Regions from separate parts of the Mus musculus genome. Here region 2 is linked to region 1. A link is a loop called in an ENCODE intact Hi-C map of the cell type or tissue named here. Cell type or tissue: left cerebral cortex. All regions are shown on one strand. Each heading gives the region's core, and the rest is flanking DNA. Links, peaks and the distances in the headings are about the cores only. Region 1 has its middle 71 kb from the start of Gm25672. Region 2 overlaps Barhl2 (BarH like homeobox 2).

Region 1 (10,032 bases), core at 969-8,968:
ACGCAGACGCCTCCCTGCTCACCAGAGGTAAGCTGATAGAATCCATCAGTACATCCCCGTCAGCTTTTCTTTTGTTCTTTCAGATCAAAACGGCCCTTTCCTAAGCCTTGGCCCTTCAGGAGGTAAATGTGAAATGGATTTTTGAAGGAAATTGTTTTTGTAGCTTATTCTTGGCTTGCTCCTATCCGTGAACTTCCCTTGCAAAAGCAGAGTCCGAACACTTGTAAACTACGAGATGGGGTTCTGGTTTGGGAGAGTGTGGGGAACAAAGTCTTTTATTTCATTATGTTATAAAATTCTCCTTGTGCTGGGGCTGGGGAGACAGCTCAGCAGCTAAGAGCACTGGCTCCTCTTGCTGAAGACCCTGGTTTGAGTCCCAGCATTTACATGGTAGGTCCCAAGTCTGTAACTCCAGCTCTAGGAGATCCAGTGCCCTCTTCTGGCCTCCATGGGCAGCACACACATGTGCTGCACTTAAACACACACAGGCAATACACTCATACATGTAAAATAGGAATTAATTGAAAAATTCTCCATATTTTAAGGCACAATTGTTAGTCAGTATTTATTACCCTCTATTAAAAATATAACTTTGATTTTTTTCCTTCCTCTCCTCTCTCCTTCCCTCCCTCCCTCCCTCCCTCCCTCCCTCCCTCCCTCCCTCCCTCCCTCCCTCCTTCCTTCCTTCCTTCCTTCCTTCCTTTCAAAAGGGTCTCACTCTGCAACCCAGGCTGGCCCAGAGGTTATGCCAATTCTCCTTACTCAGCCTCCAGAGTGCTGTGACAATAGGCATGAAACCCCACACCTAACTTTAAAGAATAACTTTAAAGAAGGCTAGGCTATTTAATTTTCAAAATTTTTAATATTTGTTTGTATTCCAGTAGACCCCTGGCAACACCACTTGTAAACATGAGACCATAGGGTATTAAGGCGATGTGTCAGCACCTTGACTCTTTGAGGTACCATGTACGTAGTAACTGTAACAATGTTTTAGAGGGCTGCTCCCTGGGTTAGTACTCTTTAAGTTTGCATATATATATTATATATTTTGTTGCTATTTGTTATTTATTTTAAGATAGGATTTCACACTGTAGCCTAGGTTGTCCTGAAACCCACTGTGTAGCCCAGGCTGGCCTTTTTGTGGCATCTTCTTGCCTCAGCCTGAGTTTTCAGGTTAAAGTTGTGCTCCACTACCCTTATTAGTATTTGTAAAGATTTATAAGTTTATAAATATTTTCTAGGAAGAAAACAGCGTATGAAAATCTTTCCTAGGGCTGGAGAGATGGTTTAGTGGTTAAGAGCATTGACTGCTCTTCCAGAGGTCCTGAGTTCAATTCCCAGCAACCACATGGTGGCTCACAACCATCTGTAATGGGATCTGATGCCTTCTTCTGGTGTGTGTCTGAAGACAGCTACAGTGTACTTACATGAAATAAATAAATAAATACCTTTTTTAAAAAAAGAAGAAAATCTTTTCTAATATATCCAACTGTTTGATTCCATAATGAGGCAGGCCCGAGTGACCGAACTGCTGGGTCTATGCAGAGAAGAATGGAAAAACTGACCCACATCACTTTGCAATGGTCTTAGCCAGCCCTTGACTACAGCAGAGGTGGAGATAGATGGCCCATTGAGTTCCTGTACCACTCTGGGGCTGTGCTCACTCCATGTGGAAGCCCTACCCTTTGGGCACAGCCAGTCCTGGGACCATGTATTTGGTGTGGAGGCAGGGCCTCCAAGTCATCCCTAGGGTACCCTGGGTTAGTGTCCTGTCCCATCCATGGGGTAGTCTGCCTCTTTCCCAGGCTGTGGCACTCTGGTTCTTCTGTCCCTGAGGTCTCAGGGGAGGGAGTGTTTTCTGTTGCCAGTGTGTTGCTGCTTAAAGATTTCCCAGGATTTAAGAGTAATCTCCAAGGTGTGTTAAACACGCAGCATTAAGAGCAGCAGCGGAGGGAGGCCGTGGATTGAAGTTCCCTCTGAGACACTCTTTTATTAAAGGAGCACGCTTACAGGGAAAACAAAGAGAGGAGACGGTAAAGAAGCCACCGTGGTTAAGAGCTGCCCTGCAGGTTGCTTGCCAAGAGGAGTTAGAGGGGTCTTAGAAATAATGTCAGGCATGAGAGGAGGAAGTCAGGTAGAGGTGCAGTTTTGCAGTACTACACTTAATATGGTCCCCTGGGCCACGTTTCCTCTAGAACTCTTGGGTTGAGTTCTGTATGTGGTATGTCATTTTAGGAAACATGTTAATGTACAGATCAAAACGTCCTGCTATAGCACTCAACATTACCTCAGCAATAGTGTCTAGTGACTGGGCTGAAGAAGCAGAGCTGCGGGGGCAACACATGTGGTTCATGATTGGTCATAGGAAGTAAAAGGAGCCCACATTTGTTCAGATAGTCCTGGAACTGGGGTGAGAAAATGAATAGAGGCAGGAGGCGAGGGCTCTTGACGGACATCTATAGAGGTAATGTGGACTTACCAATAAACTGTGGAGGAGCAGGAGCAGAACCAGAGACCTTGCAAAGGAGATGAGGATGGAATCAATTCCTGTTGACTGAGAGGTTACAACACCGAGAACCCAATTCCAAGTCACAGAATGATCATTTTAATTAAAAGGTTGTATTTATTTAATATACTTACACATTATTAGTAGCAATGTGTGTATGTGTGTGTGTGTGTGTGTGTGTGTGTGTGTGTGTGTATGTATGTATGTATGTGTGTGTGTGTGTGTTTGTATGTGTGTGTATGTGTTTCTGGTTCTGATGTGGGAACCCAGGGACTGAGCCTCGTTCCAGCCCTTTGTTTTTTCCTTCTCCTCTTCCTCCTTCTTTTCCTTCCCCTCTTCCTCTTCCTCCTTCTTTTCCTACCCCTCCTCCTCTTCCTCCTCTTCCTCATTCTCGTCTCCTTTTGTCTGAAAACTCTTATTCCTACTTCACAATGCATCTAGGTTTCACTTTTATGAAACTCTGGACTGCCCACCTTCCTGTCTTCTCCTGTACATATAACTTCTCATATACAACTCTCCCTGAAGACATGTAGACTACATGCCCTCTCCCATGCTTGACTGACTTGCCTCTTCTGTTTGTGGCATGGAAAAGTAGCCAGTTGTTTATGTGTGTGTGTGTGTGTGTGTGTGTGTGTGTGTGTGTGTGTGTGTATGTGCGCGTGCCACACGTAGAGAGAGAGAATGAGAGAGAGAAACAGAGAAAGAGACAGAGAGAGAGAGAGAGACTTGGTCCCTCTCTACTAAATATTCTTGAACAATGTCCTTTTATAGCCCAAGTGGACCCAAGTTGCTCTCTCCTAAACAGTGTGTTTCCTGTATTGTGAGTAGAGCAAAACTCCAACAAGACCCTCCACAGGTCCAGGCCTAGCTTACGCCCACCCACCCTCCACCGCCTCTTCCACAACAGTTCCCAAGTAGGTCTGTCAGACTTTCCAAGATCCCTTTTGTTTTCTTTTTACCTTTGTTACCACCACTATCTGCTCTTCCTTTTTTGCCCTTCATCATACCTATGTATGAATGTTACCTCCATGCCCGCCCTTCATCATACCTATGTATGAATGTTACCTCCATGACTGCCCTTCATCATACTTATGTATGAATGTTACTTCCATGACCGCCCCCCCCCCAATCCCCACATCCTCCTTCGTTCTATTCATCTCTATTTAAAACTTGATTTTTAAGCCATTTTTGTCTCCTTCCTCCTCAGACTAAGGTGGCTGAGCCTCTGGAATCCCTAGCAGAACAGCTGGCACCCAGAAGACAACCCTTTACCAAGAGTTTTTCTTCTTCCTTATTTGGAGACATTTGAGTTCCAAATCCTGAAAAGAAGAGGTTAAAAACACAAGGTTGAAACGGATTAAGTATCTTTCTATTTCATTTCCCCCTAAAGAGTGGAGGAGAAAGAAAGGGAAAGTCTGTATTTAAAGCATGTTTCCATAAATTATTCTGTGTAAAAGACACCTAAGAGCCCACTCAGTCATGAGAACTCAGGCCGCTCAGCATCTTGGTCATTGGTTTTCCATTTATCTTGTTTCAGCCAGGCACAAAATAATGCTAATTGGCCGAGGCTTATCTGAGGATACCTTATTATAGTAGAGAAAAGGGCCTGGGAAGTATTGGGGCCGGCCGAAGCCTTCAACAGGAGATAAAATATTATCTGTTTGTCAGGAGAGGTTTATTCAGTCCTTAGGCTCCTGATAGGAAAATACAGACCATGATTGATCTTCTAAGGTGTCTGAGCATCTTAACTCCATCTCCCACCATCAATATTCAAGCAACATTTTTAGTAAGGAATTACCCAGGACCTTCTGTGTATCAGGGGCTGGGGAAGTCCAACATCTGTAACCCCAGGATCTAGTACAGGTTATTATTCCATGCAATTATTACATGGAAGTTCTGTGTTTTGAAAGAGACACAGAGCAAGATGCTACCTACCTCTGAGCAGGCCCCAGGCAGACACACGAATGGTTCTCTGGAGATGGTATTCTTCTGGAAGGCTTTTATGATGGTGACATAGGATAAAGTCTGCTGCCAAATGAATTTCTTGAGCATAAACTTTGCGAGCCTCCCTTTCGTCAAGGAGCTACCTGGATACAATGTGTCAGCAGATGTAACAATTCTGAAAGTAGCACCCACACACCAAGCTCGCTCTGTTGTATCCCTAGGCAACCCAGTAACAAGGTAGCCACATTTCTCTTTGCTGTGACAGAATACCTGAGCAAAACAGTCTAAGGAAGGGTGGGATTATGCTGGCTAAGAGTTTGAGGGTGTAGCCTGTCATGGTAGGTAAAGCAGGGGAATGAGGCGGCCGCTCACATTGCATCTGTAGTCAGGAAGCAGAGACTGGATGTCAGAGCTAAGCTCGTTTTATTCAGCCTGCCAACCCTGCCTGGGGTATTTTGTTTTCTACATTCAAGGTAAGTCTTCCCTCCTCAGTTAAACCTTTCTAGAAACAACCTCACAGAGAGACTGGAAGATGTGTTTATAGTGATTCTAAATCTAGTCAAGTTGACCATGAAAATGAACCATGAGGGTGCTGAGAGGCAGAGGCACTGCGGCAGTGTCTGAGTTGTGTGCTTGGCTTGCGGCCCACTCTGATCCTATGCAAAAATGTTCTGCTAATTATGTTTATTCTATAGTTACTCTTTTTAGTTCACTAGCTCTGCAAATTTGGGGAGGGGGGGTGTTGATATCCTGGGGAACTTGTGACTGGTCCTGGGGACTTTTGTTGTACTGTTTAACTGTGATCCCTGCAAACTATAACCTCTTGAACAGAAACAACTGGACTAAGGAAGAATCATAGTTTACTAAACAGATCCAGGAACAAGATGGGACTGAGAAGGGGGCTGGACTCGAACGACTGGTTCCTCTGTGCTACGCGCCTTTGCTCTTCTCCTAACTATCCCAAATCAGCAGCAGAGCAGTACCGCATCGAGGCAATTATGGAAAGGTCAAAGGGTTGTGTGTTCTTTTCCATTTCACATTTGCTTACTATATCTTTGTTTATGACTGGCTAACATCACTTCACACAGAGCTATCAATAATCATCTGTCACATCCAAAGAGATTGTGATCCATGGACAAGTGACCTAATCAATTCGCTGGTGAACTGTTCATTCCTGAGGTTTTGAGTGAAGAAGCACTTTGTGAACTGCGGCAGAGCACGTGTTTAGTAGCTTCAGTAATGACCCGGCCCCTTCTGCAAATCTGGTTTAATCTATCAAAGGAATAAGAGCCAGGCTGGACATGACAGGGACACTGGCTGTGATCTTGCAGGCTGGGTGGTGCTGTAAAACTCTAGGGGGAGCCATTCTCACGTATTATGATGTAAGTGGTACCCACCCGGGTTAGGAAAATTAAAATCTTTTCTTTCTCAGTCTGAGGGATCTTGGGCCACCTTTTGAGTCACATCTCCCGTTTCTTCACCTGTCCCCGAGGCCAGTTGGGGGTTCACATGTTCATAGCTGGCTTTTGGCATTATATAGAATTGTATTTGTCAAGATAGGTGAGGTTGGATGGCAGGACCAGCCTCCATAACCAGAAGCACAGCCAATAAAGGTCTTCCTCCAGGTCATCCTCAGATGCAGGGTAATGGTGGCAGCCTCCATTGTCCGGAGGGGGTGAGGTGAGCCATAACATTTCCTCCAGGGTGCCAGCTTACATTTCATGGCTAAAGTGGCTGTGCTTACTTGAAGGGAGGGTTCAGAAACGTAGCTCTGTGCCCACAAAGATGAGATTCAGGTGACCTTTGAAGAGTGACCAGCACAAACGTAATGAAGAAGAGTCAAGGGGTGCGGGTGGGTTTTTGTTTTGTTTTGAGACTCAATGTCATTGTGGCACACAGGCTGGCTTCAAACTTGGCACCCTCCTACCCTGGCTACTCAAAGCCTATGATTGCAGGGTGCCAGCCACAACACCCATTGTGGGAGCCTGGGTTGAGAAAAGTGACACTGAGGTTTGAGTCTGACTTTTGTCTCTTGTCAGATGTTTAATAACTCGGGGAACAGGTTGCCTGCTCTGGGTCTCAATTTTCACAATGATGTTTTCTTGGTGGTGATACCGGGCCAGATATAAGGTAGGAGACCTAGCAAATTCCTTCTGTCCCCCTGCCCTGCTGTCTACCTAAGGTCCCTCTTAGTGCTAATGCTTTGCATCAGTCTGTAAATTAACGGCAGAAACTGCCCTCTGTCTCCTAGCCAGCAAGCAAGAAGGCCCCGAGAACCTTGCCAAAGCTCTGAAATATTCACGAGGAAGGCAAACTGTACTTAGGAAACCATTCAACTGGGCTTTCGGCTCACCGGGCTAAAGGCAGCGACGGAAGCTTCATCTTTAGCATAAGGAAAGAGACTCCCGAAGAGCCACACAGCTCCCCAGTGAAACACAGAACCGCCGCCCCTCTGGAAATGCCCAGAGGATACTCTGCCCGGCTGCAGCGGATGACCCGGCAGATGCAGATGACTTCCGGATACCTTTCATGCTTGGCAGGCATCCCCATTTTTATTTATGATATCAAAGCTCAGTGCTGTGTTCTCTCCTGCTGAAGACATGAAAGAGATTCAGAAGTCATCCAAATGATCTTGTAATTAATGTTACCACGCACGCCCAGAACATTAAAATGTTAACAGTGTTAGAATCGTGTGCTTTGGAATAGCGAGTGAGGGCTTTATTACAGAGACGCGCTCGGCAGATGTCACCACCCTAACCGAGGACATCAAGGTGCCTGCTGCTTGTTCTTATCAGCGGTGCAGAGTGGTTTTTTTTTTTTTTTAATTTATTCATTTTCTTTACTGCTGGAATCTGCTCTCATTATTAGACTATCTTGTCACTCATTTGCATTTCAAGTACTGAGACTGGGGGTGGGGGTAGCAGCCATGCGCCTTAGAAGAACACTTCAAGGGGTTACTCTATCAAACACCAGCGCGGTGCCGCAGTGGATCTGACATCTGGGTTATCTTATTCCCAGATGCTCTGTGGTGTCATTAGCAGGATTAATCTTAGCTTTAATTTCATAATGATTCTTATTCTAATATATGTGAACGAACACAAAGTCTCTTGACTCATTATCACCAATTTACCCCAGATATGCAATCAGGCTCGCTTACATTCACTAACATTTATTTTTGCTAATACATCTAAAATTGTAGATTAAGCAAATACAGTTAGTTCCAGCTGAGTGAATGCCTACCGAGGTAGCACGGTACTATTTATGTTTTAATTACGTCCATTAATGGTGTTGTTTTTAAATATGTACCGACTAAGAATGTGTTCGTGGGGAATTGTGAAGCCTTCCTTCGAGCAGCGTCCAGCTGTAAAATTAGTCACAGCAGCATTGTGTGAGGAGCCATTACCCACTTCGTTTTGGCAAATTATTGGAATTCCCTCTGCTAATTACGTTTTTAACCTTTATAAACAAGACGGAGGTACAGAGCCTCAATTCCAAACAGCTCTGCTCCCCTCTGGAAACAGAGCGGCAAGTCCTTAATGGTGAGTGTAATTGTAATAAGTCTTGTTGTTCTCATTCCTGGTCAAGGTTAACATGTCACATCAAATATTGTCACTTGTGCTTTTACGATCCATCCCAGGCAACGGCCTGGCCCGTTTCCCTCTCACTTGACACTAAGTTTAGTAATATGCTTGGGGGTGGGGTGGGGAGGGGAAGAGACGGCAGATTCCAAATCTCCCCCCCCCCCCACTTCCTTCAACCCCAGATTCCTCATTCACCAGGCGCTCTCAGCCGGCAGCGTGTGCAGTTTTATTATTGATGGGTAAAACGTTCAAACATTTAAAGAAATGAAAGTCAGCTTTGCATTTTTAATTAATTAATTAAAAGTACTGTAAATGCCAGCTTGTTAATTGCTTTGCACCTGCAAGCCAACACAGGGTTTGTGCACTCTTTCTTTGAATATTAAATTTCTTTTCCTCGCATGTCTTTATAATGCTTGGGAAGTCTCTCCAGCAAACATATTAGTAAAGAGTAAATATTGAATCTTAGACAAAACTCATGGCTCCATCTTTCACTGTACCCAGACTAGGATTCAAAGGAGGATTCAGATTTCTAAGTCTTCTAATTAAGTAGTGATAATCAGGCTTTCTGCTGAGGGTCACTTCCTGGGAGTAATTCGAGTTATTAAAATGCATGTTTTTGTTTGTTCTGCTTTGCGAGCTAAAACTGATCCCTTTTAATATAGCAGCAAATATGCAAATTGGTGTTTCATTATATTGTGTAATTTATGGCAATCTTCTCTAATTTACTGAAAGGTCAGGAGCCTGACCTTGTCATTCACGTTTTTTTTTTTTTTTTCCTAGTAAAGCTAAACTAATTATGTGGATTTTTTTTTTTTTAATTTTATGAAACTCTGAAAGTGTGCAGCTCGGCTAAGAATGTGACAAGTTTAACTTTCATTTAGCTTCACATTCACTGAGTTGGGGCCTCGGTGCGGGGAGGAGCCCGGCTGCAGTCGGTGGGTTCTGTTGGGATTCAGAATCGGTTGGCTCTGAGTACTGCCCAGAAAATAGAATGGTTTTCTTTAAAGCTTATTCCATATTACATCAGGTAAATATGGCAACTGGAAATTTCCTGAGAGAAACAATGAGAGAAACAATGAGAGAAACAATGGGTGTATGCCGTAAGTTGATGTTGGTCACAAAATGTTAAAAGAACCATCTCAGACCGAGTATCAAATTTTCTGTTCAGAAGACTCACCAAGGCCTTGCGTGAGCTGCTCTTTATGGATGCTCAGTGTGTGTATTGTGTTTTCCTCATTGCTCAATGTTCTTGTCAGTCTTGTTTGTGTCCAACACAAGCAGGTGACATGACTGCCTGCTGGCAGATGGGCGGTTCCCATGCCTCTGCGTCAAGAGCCATGCACATTTATTGCTAAGTGTTAAATCCCAGACTCTCTTCTTCTAAACTGGCTCTGAAATTGACTTCTAGGAACCTGAATTTTTAATCATATAATCTGTTTCCTATACTTGGGAAGAACCCACATCCATTTGATTCTTTTCTACCCAAAACATTAATTTCATAATTGTTCACTAAAAAAAAAAAATACATGGCTATCAGATGCTGCAGAGATGGTTCAATTGCCACAGTGTTTGCCTATAAACATGAGGACCTGAATTCAACCCTCAGCCCATAAAAAGCTGGGTGTGGCAGAGTATACCTGTAATCCTGGCATTGGGGAGGCAGAGACAGATGGATTCCTGGAGCTTGCTGGCTAGCCATATTGGTCAGCTCCAGTTTTGGTAAGAGACCCTGCCTCAAATAATAAGGTAGAGAGCAACTGAGGAAGACACTTGATGTTGGCCTCTTTCTTCCATGTGCACACATGTGTGCACTCCTGCACACACTCCTGCACACACACCTGCACAAATGTGAACATACATATGCTCACCCAAAATGCAGCTGGCAATTGATGCTTTTAAGGAACCATTTGGAAATAGAGACGTATAAATAATGTATAAGTAATGTAAGGATCAAAGCTTTACTCTGCCATTCCCAGCTTTTTATATGGGTGCCGGGGTTGA
Region 2 (10,032 bases), core at 589-8,588, 450 kb after region 1:
ATATACTCTAACGCTGAAAATCAGGACTCCATCTTCCAAATTCTCCCAACCATGCTAGGTTGTGACTCTGGGTTTTCCCCATTTTTTTTCCAGTCACTGCAGCGAGGAACTTATTATTTTCAAAATCATCCAACAGGATTTTCAAATCGGAATTCCATGAAGAAGTCAGACCCGAGCATTGCAGCAATTTTTTTTTTAACATCTGAAGAGCTGAAGAAATTTCTTGGCCATGAAAAGCCTCCCCGCTCATTGGGGCCTCGTATGATATTTATATAGGATAATAAGGGTAAGTACAGACACACGAATCAGTACAAACTTGTCTATATGAAGGAAGGAGCGCTTCTGTTTGCATATGGATATTCATGAAAATTAGGGGAAAAGAGTCAAAACTAAATAAATATTTAATATTTCAGCACCTGTCATATAGGTTTTTGTATGTGTGTGCATTACTAATATTGACTAGCAGCGTTACCGCCACTCTAACCAACTTCATTAAAGAATAAAAGAAAAGTAATGAGTCATTTCGCACTCTGTCTGACCACTATACAATAATAGCAAGATTTCATGCAAGGGTACAACACTATGCCCATCTGCAATCACAGTCTCTTTGCAAAAATCTCAATTCACACTTCACATGCAGCTAACCTTGTTACCATCCCTTCCTAAATCCATCAGTGTTGCAGCTGCGCGTCTTCACAGCCCAACATCTTAAAATTCATCATTCTGGCACCTTGGCATCGCTATAGGTCAAGACAGAGAATCCAACCAAGAATAATTAAAGGGCACCCAGATGTTTAGTTTACTTATCTCGGGCCTTTCCTCAAACGTTCTTGATTTGCCGGTGTGTACTGTTTCTTTCCTGTTTTAAGATACGTGCAACGTGATTATTTTACAGGGATGAGACCAGGAACAATACATCTCAGACTTTTTTTTTTTTTTTACAAGTGTAGTTCTTTGTAGTTGAAATCTGAACAAGAGGCGTGATAATGAGTAGGTTGAGGGAAGGAAAGGTGTTATCTCATTAAGGTAATTACTAAGACATCCCCACCATTACATCGGCTTGAAAATGTGGCAATTAAAGTTCCCTACATGGGCTCCTGGAGACAAGAGAACAAGACAGTTCGCCTGGAACTTCTATGGTGCGGTTAATGTGTGTCACGCAAATGAAAGGCTAGACCACTGCTGTTTAATTCTTTTACTCAATCCCCCACCCCCGCACTCAAATTTCTTTGTAAGTTATGGCTCTTTAATTTTTTTTCTCCTTAACCTGAATTTAATTCTTATCAATTGTGTTAGGTAAAAAGCCCTAGAAGACATAGCTTCTACTTACCCATTGAAAACTCAGAAAACACACACACACACACACATGCGCGTGCTTACATATATATACTAACACACATGCATACATACACACAAACACACATGCACGTACATGTACATATGAACATATGAACACATGAACATACACACTAGCACACCTGCATGTTCATGCACACATGAACACACATGCACATACACAGGAACACACATGCATGTACATACACACAAACACACATGAACATATACACTAGCATATGCATGTTCATGCACACACAAACACACATGCACATATACACACAAAAGCACACACACATGCGCATGAACACAGACACACTCCATGCACACACTGATGCTCACACACACCATGCACATGCACATACTCAAGTATGTACACGCTCAGACACACTAAGGCACACTGGTGAGGTGCTCCCTCTATCAGAAGGTAGCTGACCACCTTTTTCTCTCTGTAGAGACCTGCTCTCTGCTGAGGAAGTTGACAAGTTTAAGGCCAGAGTTAGGAAGATTTAAATATACGTTTGATAAAAAAACGGTAAATGGTGTTTTGCTGCCCATCACAGCCTACCCCCAGCTAACTTGGAGGCTCCTTATTAAAACAGGATAAGTTCACATTCCACCCTGAAACCTGTCCCCAGTGAGTTATCTCCTCTACTCTGAAGCTGTTCCTCTTCCAACTGTCTTCTCATCTCTTCCCCTGCCTTAGTCAAGACCAATTGAAAAACTGACAGACCAACTGAGAAATGAAACCCAAACTGAAGTGCTTGCTTCCAGAGCTAGGGATATAGATCAGTGCTGGAGTGCCTACCTAGCATGCACGAGATCTGGGTTCAATCCCTAGAACCATATAAAAACCAGATCTTGCTTTTATGCTCACTTAAACTACTACTATTTATCTCAAATTATGAAAACAATTCAGTCGGTGGTAGCAGCCCATGCCTTTAATCCCAGTGCTTGGGAGGCAAAGACAGGCAGATCTCTTGAGTTTGGGGACAGCCTGATCTACAGAGTAAATTCCAGGACAGACAGTGCTACACAGAGAAATCTTGTTCAGAAAAAGAAAGAAAGAAAGAAAGAAAGAAAGAAAGAAAGAAAGAAAGAAAGAAAGAAAGAAAGAAAGAGGGAGGGAGGGAGAGAGAGGGGGAGGGAGAGGGAGAGAAGAAAAAGAAAAAGAGGAAAAAGAAAAGAAAGAAAAAAGAAAGGAAGGAAGAAAGAAAGAAAAAGAAAGGAAGGAAGGGAGAGAGGAAGAAAGCAAAACAGGGAGAGGGTTCAGTACCTAACCTGACCTGTGGAGGGAAGAAATGAACAACCAGTTCCAACAAATTAATCTCCCATCTCCACATGTGCGCATGTGTGCTGTGGCACATGTGTGCATGTATGCATGTGTGCATGTTTGCTGTGGCACATGTGTGCATGCACACAAATGATAGGCAGGCAGACAGACAATAGGTAGATGATCAATATAGACGATAGATAGATGATAGATAGGAAGACAGATGAAGTTGGAATTACCGCTTAGTGGTGGAGCTCCTATATAACATATGCTAAGAAAAATGGGTAACATAATTCATGGGGGGAGGGGAATATTATGTCAGGTACCATACAAACATAGAGTTTTAAAGACTATGGAGAAGTACTTGAATATGGAAAAAATGGAAGTTTAGATATGTACAGCTGTATATGATGCACAGTAAACCAAACCTAGAAATAATAAGCCACACACTGGAAGTGACTCTCTCCATCTCTACACCTGTTCTTCAGTAGGCATGCATTACTTTCACAATATGAAGTCAGTTTTAAACATTTACACAGAACTTCCACCTCCTCTGTGCCAGGTAGAAATCTGTTGCATGGAGTTATCTCTCGGTCACCTGTAATCCTACAGTTTCTTCTTTCGGTTTGTCTCCTCTATCCTTGGAGGCTGGGGTGGAGGAGGCCACAAGGATTAAAAAGAGAAAGCTACATCTTAGAAAGACCTGCTGCTTCCAGCTGGTATTCAACCAGATAACTGGAGATTCTTTCCAGTTCTGAGTTTGGGTCAAGATCAGTTCTGCTTACAAACCATCTGTTGGATGTATCCTTCTGCCAAATTTCCAAGCAGAACCAAGTAAAAACTGTGAACCCTAAGGAATGAGGTACCTGATGTCTGTAAAACATCTTGCCAAGTAAAGGGCTCCTTCCCCCCGGGGTGCTGGGTTGGGGGTGCTGGGTTGGGGGTGCTGGGTTGGGGGTGCTGGGTTGGGGGTGCTGGGTTGGGGGTGCTGGGTTGGGGGTGCTGGGTTGGGGGTGCTGGGTTGGGGGTGCTGGGTTCTGAATAGTTTGCAAGTTTCAAAACCTTGACCCAAAAATTAATTAGTAATAGCCAGTAAACTTTTAAGCTTAGTTCTCCTCCTCCCCTCTCATTAACATCCCTCTGTATGGGTTTTTAACCTGTCACCTTTGCTTTCCTTAAAACACCCCACATGTCTGCAATAGCAAAGCTAAAAGTGGGACAAAAGTCAAACAGGAAAATGGAGAGCAAAACAGACCCTCTGGATCTCAACTTCATCCTGGCAGGCCACCGTATCTGCTTCCCATCCCAGGCTTGAAAGCAGCTATAACTGCTGTCGTAGATGAAGTGGGAAGGCCAACTCTACCCTAATAAGAGTCTTTGTGGGTGTACTTTGGGTATGTGAAAATAATTGAGTCTTTTACAGGGATGATGAGACCCCAGAGAAGGCAGATGGCACGTGCCCACTTGCCTGATGGCATCCTCTGGGCACTGGAGGGGGCAAAGGATTTTAAACAAAATAAGAGAGGGTAAGAAAGAGGAAAACAGGAAAGTGAAATTTGTGCCTTGATTCTGCAGTCTAGCTCTGCAGTCTGGGTAGCCTCTTCCCCACTCAAACAAGCAGAAGCAAAAAGAAAGGAATCCAGCAACTGGCACAAACCGCTGAGGTTGCTGTGCTCTGATTGGACGAGACTACGGTAGGCGGGACTGGCACAGCCACCAGCACAAGGAGACACAGCAGGCGGAGGTGGAAAGAACTGCCTTTTGGTAGTTAGCTCTAACGTAAACCTAGATTCATGGGAACGTCTAAAATGTGGACTGCCAGAAATTTCAAAGGCAAAGAAAAAAATACAAAAGTGTGTGGGTTCGTCAATTTGGGTTATGTGTGAATTTTTGGTCTATCACTGCATAGCAAGGAAAGATGTGACATTTGTTCCTTTAATCACATATGTGACACAATGTCTTCACTCGAGGCCAGTGAGGACACGTATGTCCCCTTTAAAAATCTTAATTTAATGACACTATATTGTAAGCCTCTACTAATAAACTATTTGTGAAAATAGGACAGATAAGAAAGTCGTATGTTAAATGGTCCCCAGTCGCCTTACTCCCAATGAGAAACGGCTGATACTGGGACAGGAACCTTTCACCTTACAAATACTCAGCCCTCTGGAGGGCAACTGTTAGTTCAAGACTCTGAGAGATAAGTTTAGTCGTTTCACCAAATATATTTTCATCTTGTGAGTAATATCAGGACAACTTTTAGTCAAATTGGGAGTCTTAGCAAGTCCATTTACAACTAAATCATTAAGTCTTTGCATTCAGCAGTAAAGCTGGCCTGTCCGAAAGAGACCTGCCATGAGAATCTCATATTTGGACACTGCCACACACGGCTTGCCTTCTCCGAAGTAGTGTGGTAATCACAGCCTCCCAAGCCGGTTCCTAACACCCAGCCAACAGTGTTTAGAACAGTTTGCCTTCCATGAGGGCACTCTAGTTTTGTGGCTTAGGAGTGCACCACCAGCGGTATTATAAATTCCAACTGCTCTCTAGAAAACATGTCTCCTCTTTCCCTTTCCCGTAGACACGGCCTAATAGAGGCCTTTGAGTGTCTCTTCCTCCAGCCTTCACGGGCTTTGGGGAAATCCTGATCTCCAATGGTGCCCAAACCCACAATCGTGGATAATTCACACTCCCAAAATCATTGGGTGTCAGTTCCTAATTTCCATTAACCTTTCTATCCCTCTAACCCAGCTAGGAAGAGAAAGAAGGGAGCCAGAAAGTTGAAGAAACTGACTCCAGGAACTGAAGAAAGGTTACCATGCAGTCCTGATCTCTTAGGAAGAGTGAGCAGGAGGTGGGTCCTGATGCACAGCGCTGCAAAGCTTATTTTATTTTCTTCATGGGAGATGGAGACCGGCTTTTTATTTCTTCCACAACTCACAGCACTGCTCTGGAGGTCATCCCGAGAACTGTTCCTGAAATATATCTGGATTTTTGACCCAGGTCTGTCTATAGGTGCCTTTCCCAGACAATCATCCTGAAACTCATCTGCCACCTCTGTCACCACCAGCACAGGAGCTTACAAGGCCGCCAGACTGCCCTGAGGCCAGGCAAGCACAGAGACCCGAGCGCCTAGCTACCGGGACTTGAAGGCACCAGCGCCTGGTGCATTCTGCGCCGCGGGCCGGCCGGGAGTGGCACAGGGCCTTGCCCTCCCAAGGGCAGCACCGAGGGCCAAGGCCAGGTTCTGCCTCGCGCTCGGTACGCGGTTTTCCTTTCAGGGCCTCCTATACGATCAGACGGTCGCAAAAAGTCGTGAGCACGCGTGGAGGGAGAAGCGCTGCAGATCATGAACCCCGCGTGGCTCGACCTCCTCCGCAGAGCTTGTCTTCCAGCTGCGGAGACCTCGCGCGACTGAAGCAGAAGAGCCGCCGGGCAGGTTCCAAGGGAGACCCCCGCAGCGGCCGGGGCTCGGGGGCCTTCCGTTAAGAACTTATTAAGTGGGGGGCGGTTAAGAGTTGATCTGTCGCAGAGCGCTACTTACCCCCATATTTTTGAATTACTTGTATTGATCTGAGACTGTGTTCTTTGGAATGTGACCCTGTCGGACTTCGAGTTAATCAGGAAGCGCTGCCGGGGAGGGCTCCTTGTAATCACGGGACCTCCCCACCCGTGGGCACACTCCCCCACCCCACCCCACCCTTCTTAGTAGCCTGGGCCTTGCCTGGAACCGCCTGCCCTTGTCTTTGCTCCACAGCACGACCTGGGAGCTGTCTGTGGTGCTAGGAAAGAGAACCTTGGAGATCGCCAGAAGAAGGGCCAAGCAAGGAGAAGTAAAGAGGAAGAAACAGAATGGCAGCGCGCCCAGAAAAGCTCACAATGACAGAGGCCTTCACATCCCAGCTAGGAGAAAGCAAGGCAAAGGTCTCCTCTGAGTTTTCCCATCCCCCGTTAAGATAGTGGGGTTGATTTTCCAAAGCAAAAGGCCAGCCAGTGACATCTCCCTGAAAAAGACAGCCCTGGAGCCCACCCACTCACCATCACCCAGTCTGGGAGTCCACACTGACTCTCATTCAGATAGAGGAAGCAAGTTGTCTTCTACAGGCGATATGGAGGGGTGCTAGGCACTAGGCCCCAACTCAAAAAAAAAAAAAAGATTCAAGTGGTAAAGAGGACTGGGGTCCCCAGAAAGTTCATCCAGGGTCAGCCCTGGAGATGGTTCCACTTGCCCATGTGCCCACAACTGTCAGTGGTCAGCTGCCAGGACACAGGGTGGGCCAGCTTTCCCCAAAAAGGGTTCAAAGCTGCCCAGAAAAAGGCGGTTTTATCTCCTCCTGACCTGTCTGTGGGTGGTGAAAAGTCAGGGCTTGTTTTTCAAACTTGCTGACTTCAAATTCTGCCTGGACTTTTCTTCCAGTGTATTCTTTGCCACCTCATGGTTTAAAAAGCACTTAAGTTTCCCTAGCCCTGGGGAGGGCTTTTCCCAATGTTTTTAGAAAGTTAAAAATATAACAAAACCAAACTACACCCAAGCCACCTTGTTTAAGGGGTGGGAGTTGAGCAAATTCTCCTGAAAGGTTGCCTAGGCAGAGGCAGAGTGTAGGTGGGAGGAAGGGAGAGACTTTAAGGGTAAGCTGGGTTTTGCAGCAACACAGGAAATTGGCTGTCTAATCGGCACTGTGTGGGTTTTCCTTGGGGGGGGGGATAAATTGATACAGGGTGGTAAATATATTTTCTGGGGCTGGCGCCAAGCAGCAAGGGTTACATTGCAATTTATTGAAAATAGCTTGGTTGGACTGCAACTGACTGGCTGCTGGCCAGAAAGTTTAACTTCTTCCTTAACAAGTAAATTACTGATTATTTATAGTGTGTTTTCCAGATTCCCCTGGCTCATCCCCAGGCCAGCAAGCCTTGAGGATGGACCTTTTGAGGTTTTTAAGCATCCCTCTGAAACAAGTCCATTTTCCTGTGCTCTGGTGGGAAGCAAAGAATGTCGTCAGAGTTTCTGTTTGTCTAGACTTCCAGTCCAGAGACCAGTCACAGTTTGCCCTTCAGACAGGGGAAAGACAAGGAATGTAGCTAGCTCCCCGGCACAGCCACTTGGGGAAGTCCTTAACCAGCTAAATCTCCTGTGGAAAGACACATTTGCTTGCCCCTCTCCACACCCCAAATATAACTGGGCCAGCACAAAAGCATGAAAGAACCCCCTTGTAAAGGAATGAACTCATTTTGTTCTTGATTTTTAAGCAGTAGTTTCTGGACTTGGGATTTTAGGGCACCTGTGAAGGTCTCCTTTGCAGCAGTGTTGGAGAGAAAGGAACTTGGTACCCAACTTTCTTCCCAAAACAGCTCCTCTTGCAACACCAATCTAACAATCTGTGTTAAACAGCAAGTAGCCAAAACCAAAACAAATGGAGAAAAGAAGGGTGGACATTTTCAACCACATGGTTTAGGAGATGCAAGAAAACATGTTTATCAGAAAAGGTGAACCTGCAGAAATTTTGATGTATGCAAAACAGCTACCACAAGCCTGGAAAGAACTACCCCTGCACTGACCACCCACGGAGTCCAAGTTCAAGCCAGAGAGGGAAATAGCCGTGGGCTGACTCCCCAGTAGGGGGCTGGTGGGCCACTGGCCAAGGTCTTGCCTAGGTTAGTAAGTTTGCTCCTACATTTTCCTACCAGACACTGGATAATTCTTTTATGTGGCTTTCCACAAACAACACCTGTGCTTTCTTTGGCCCTGAGCTTTCCAGACCCAGGTACAGTGTGAACAGAAGATTCCTCACACCTTAGAAAATAATTTTTATAGACCTAGGCAAATCATCGTAAACTACTGAAACTTGACTTAAAAGAAAATCCAATAAATGCTAAGACTTCCGAATGGGGGTGCCTGTTGAGTACTCAGGCTTTGAACCTTTTCCACACTGAACAGGGTGCCGTATTCCTAACTCAGCAAGTAAGTAAGTAAGTAAATAAATAAATAAACAAAATGTAGATGGGCTATCCCAGACTCTTGTTAGAATCATAAAAAGTCCAAGACCATTTTGATTCAACTGAGGAGCTGGGGTGAAATCTGCAAGCCACTCCCTAATTAGCCTTGGTCTGATGCAGGCGCCTGAGGCCATTTCCTCCTCGCTTTCTCTCTCTCTCTCTCTCTCTCTCTCTCTCTCTCTCTCTCTCTCTCTCTCTCTCTCTCTCTCTCTCTCCCCTCCCGTTTTCCTTCCCACCCCTCTTCAGTTTACATTTCCACACCACTACATTTAAAAAAAAAACATTTTTTTAAATGTTTCAAGCAGCAAACGAAGTCGGAGACGGGGTCTAGATATGTAATAACTGCTTTCTCTGGACTCTGTCAGAGCACTGAGGCTGGAGAGTGCTCACATAGGATCAGGTTTTCCCCTACTGCTGAGGAAGGGACCTGACACTAAACAGGAACCTGAATAGCTCTGTAGCTGTGTTCCTCCGGTCCATCTCTCAGCCCTACAGTTTTTCTTAAAACAATCCTTAATGCTAGATTTAATAAATAGCAGCCTCGCCCTGGGCACCTGCAGCCCAAAATCAAGCCATGGCTCTGGTACACACACACACACACACACACACACACACACACACACACACACAGCCTTGCGGGCTTCCTCTACAAGCTGGGCAGGGTCTTTCGTTTTGGGCGCCAGCACTTCCAGAAGCACTGATAAAAGGCTTGGCAAGCTTGTCTCAACTAGAGTTTGACGTTGTGCTCCCGCTTCGCGGATCCAAGCACAACTCATTAGGGCGAGCGACTAGGTGAGGGGCTGGGGAGGCTAGAAGGTCGCAGTTGGGAACTAAGAAGGCAAGGATCAAAGCGGCGACAAGGGTTTGTTAGCAGGGCACTCGGCGTCCCCCGGGGATTCCTAATTGCTCGGCCCACAGCCTCCCGCTCGCAGGCTGTCCGGCAGTGAGGGCGCCCAGCCGCAGGCGGCTGAACAGCTGCAAGGCCGGCCTAGTGTCCGCCTGCCGCCCAGCTCCTGCTGGCTTCGCTGGCCAGGGCTTGGGGACACACTCAGCCCCAGGAAGAGCTCTAGAAGGGGAGGGGCACACAGAAGAATACATACACACCGCAAAACCTACACAACTAAGCGGGAGCAGCAGGGAAAGTCAGGTGCCTACTTAGCACAACAGTCCACAAACAAGTGTTTATCCTTTAAACCATCCTTTTAAAAAGACACCTACGTAGTCTACGTGGTTCAGAAGAGGCGGGCACCTGGAATGGAGCGGTCTGATTACAAGCCAGACAGACCTAGGTCTGAACAGATTTTGTACACTACTACTGAAGTGATAGTTTATGTGCCCAGGTCACGCATTTCATAATCGGTGCGTGTTTCTTTTTTATTATTTTTTTAAGTAAAATCAGCTCCCTGGGATTTCATTGCTTGTTAAAAAAA

The links. A loop is a pair of places that touch in the nucleus more often than their neighbours do. Peaks named below come from ENCODE experiments on the same cell type or tissue, not always from the same donor. Only the 100,000 strongest peaks of a DNase experiment are listed, where the experiment ranks them.
Region 2: a loop joins it to region 1, with 2.5 times the contacts of the local background. A loop is called at or near these places in 3 of 42 quality-filtered maps.

What each region holds. Positions count from the first base shown.
Region 1 is chr5:105,996,717-106,006,748 of GRCm38, forward strand. No RefSeq gene overlaps it. Among named protein-coding and RNA genes, the nearest start is that of Gm25672, 71 kb to the right of the region's middle. In left cerebral cortex, for the core only: a CTCF peak has its summit at 5,803; DNase peaks (open chromatin) are centred at 5,800 and 6,987.
Region 2 is chr5:106,442,503-106,452,534 of GRCm38, forward strand. Barhl2 (BarH like homeobox 2) reads right to left here. Exons shown (of 3, transcript NM_001005477.1): 3 at 10,021-10,032. Among named protein-coding and RNA genes, the nearest start is that of Barhl2, 11 kb to the right of the region's middle. In left cerebral cortex, for the core only: no CTCF peak of the experiment used is centred there; a DNase peak (open chromatin) is centred at 4,308.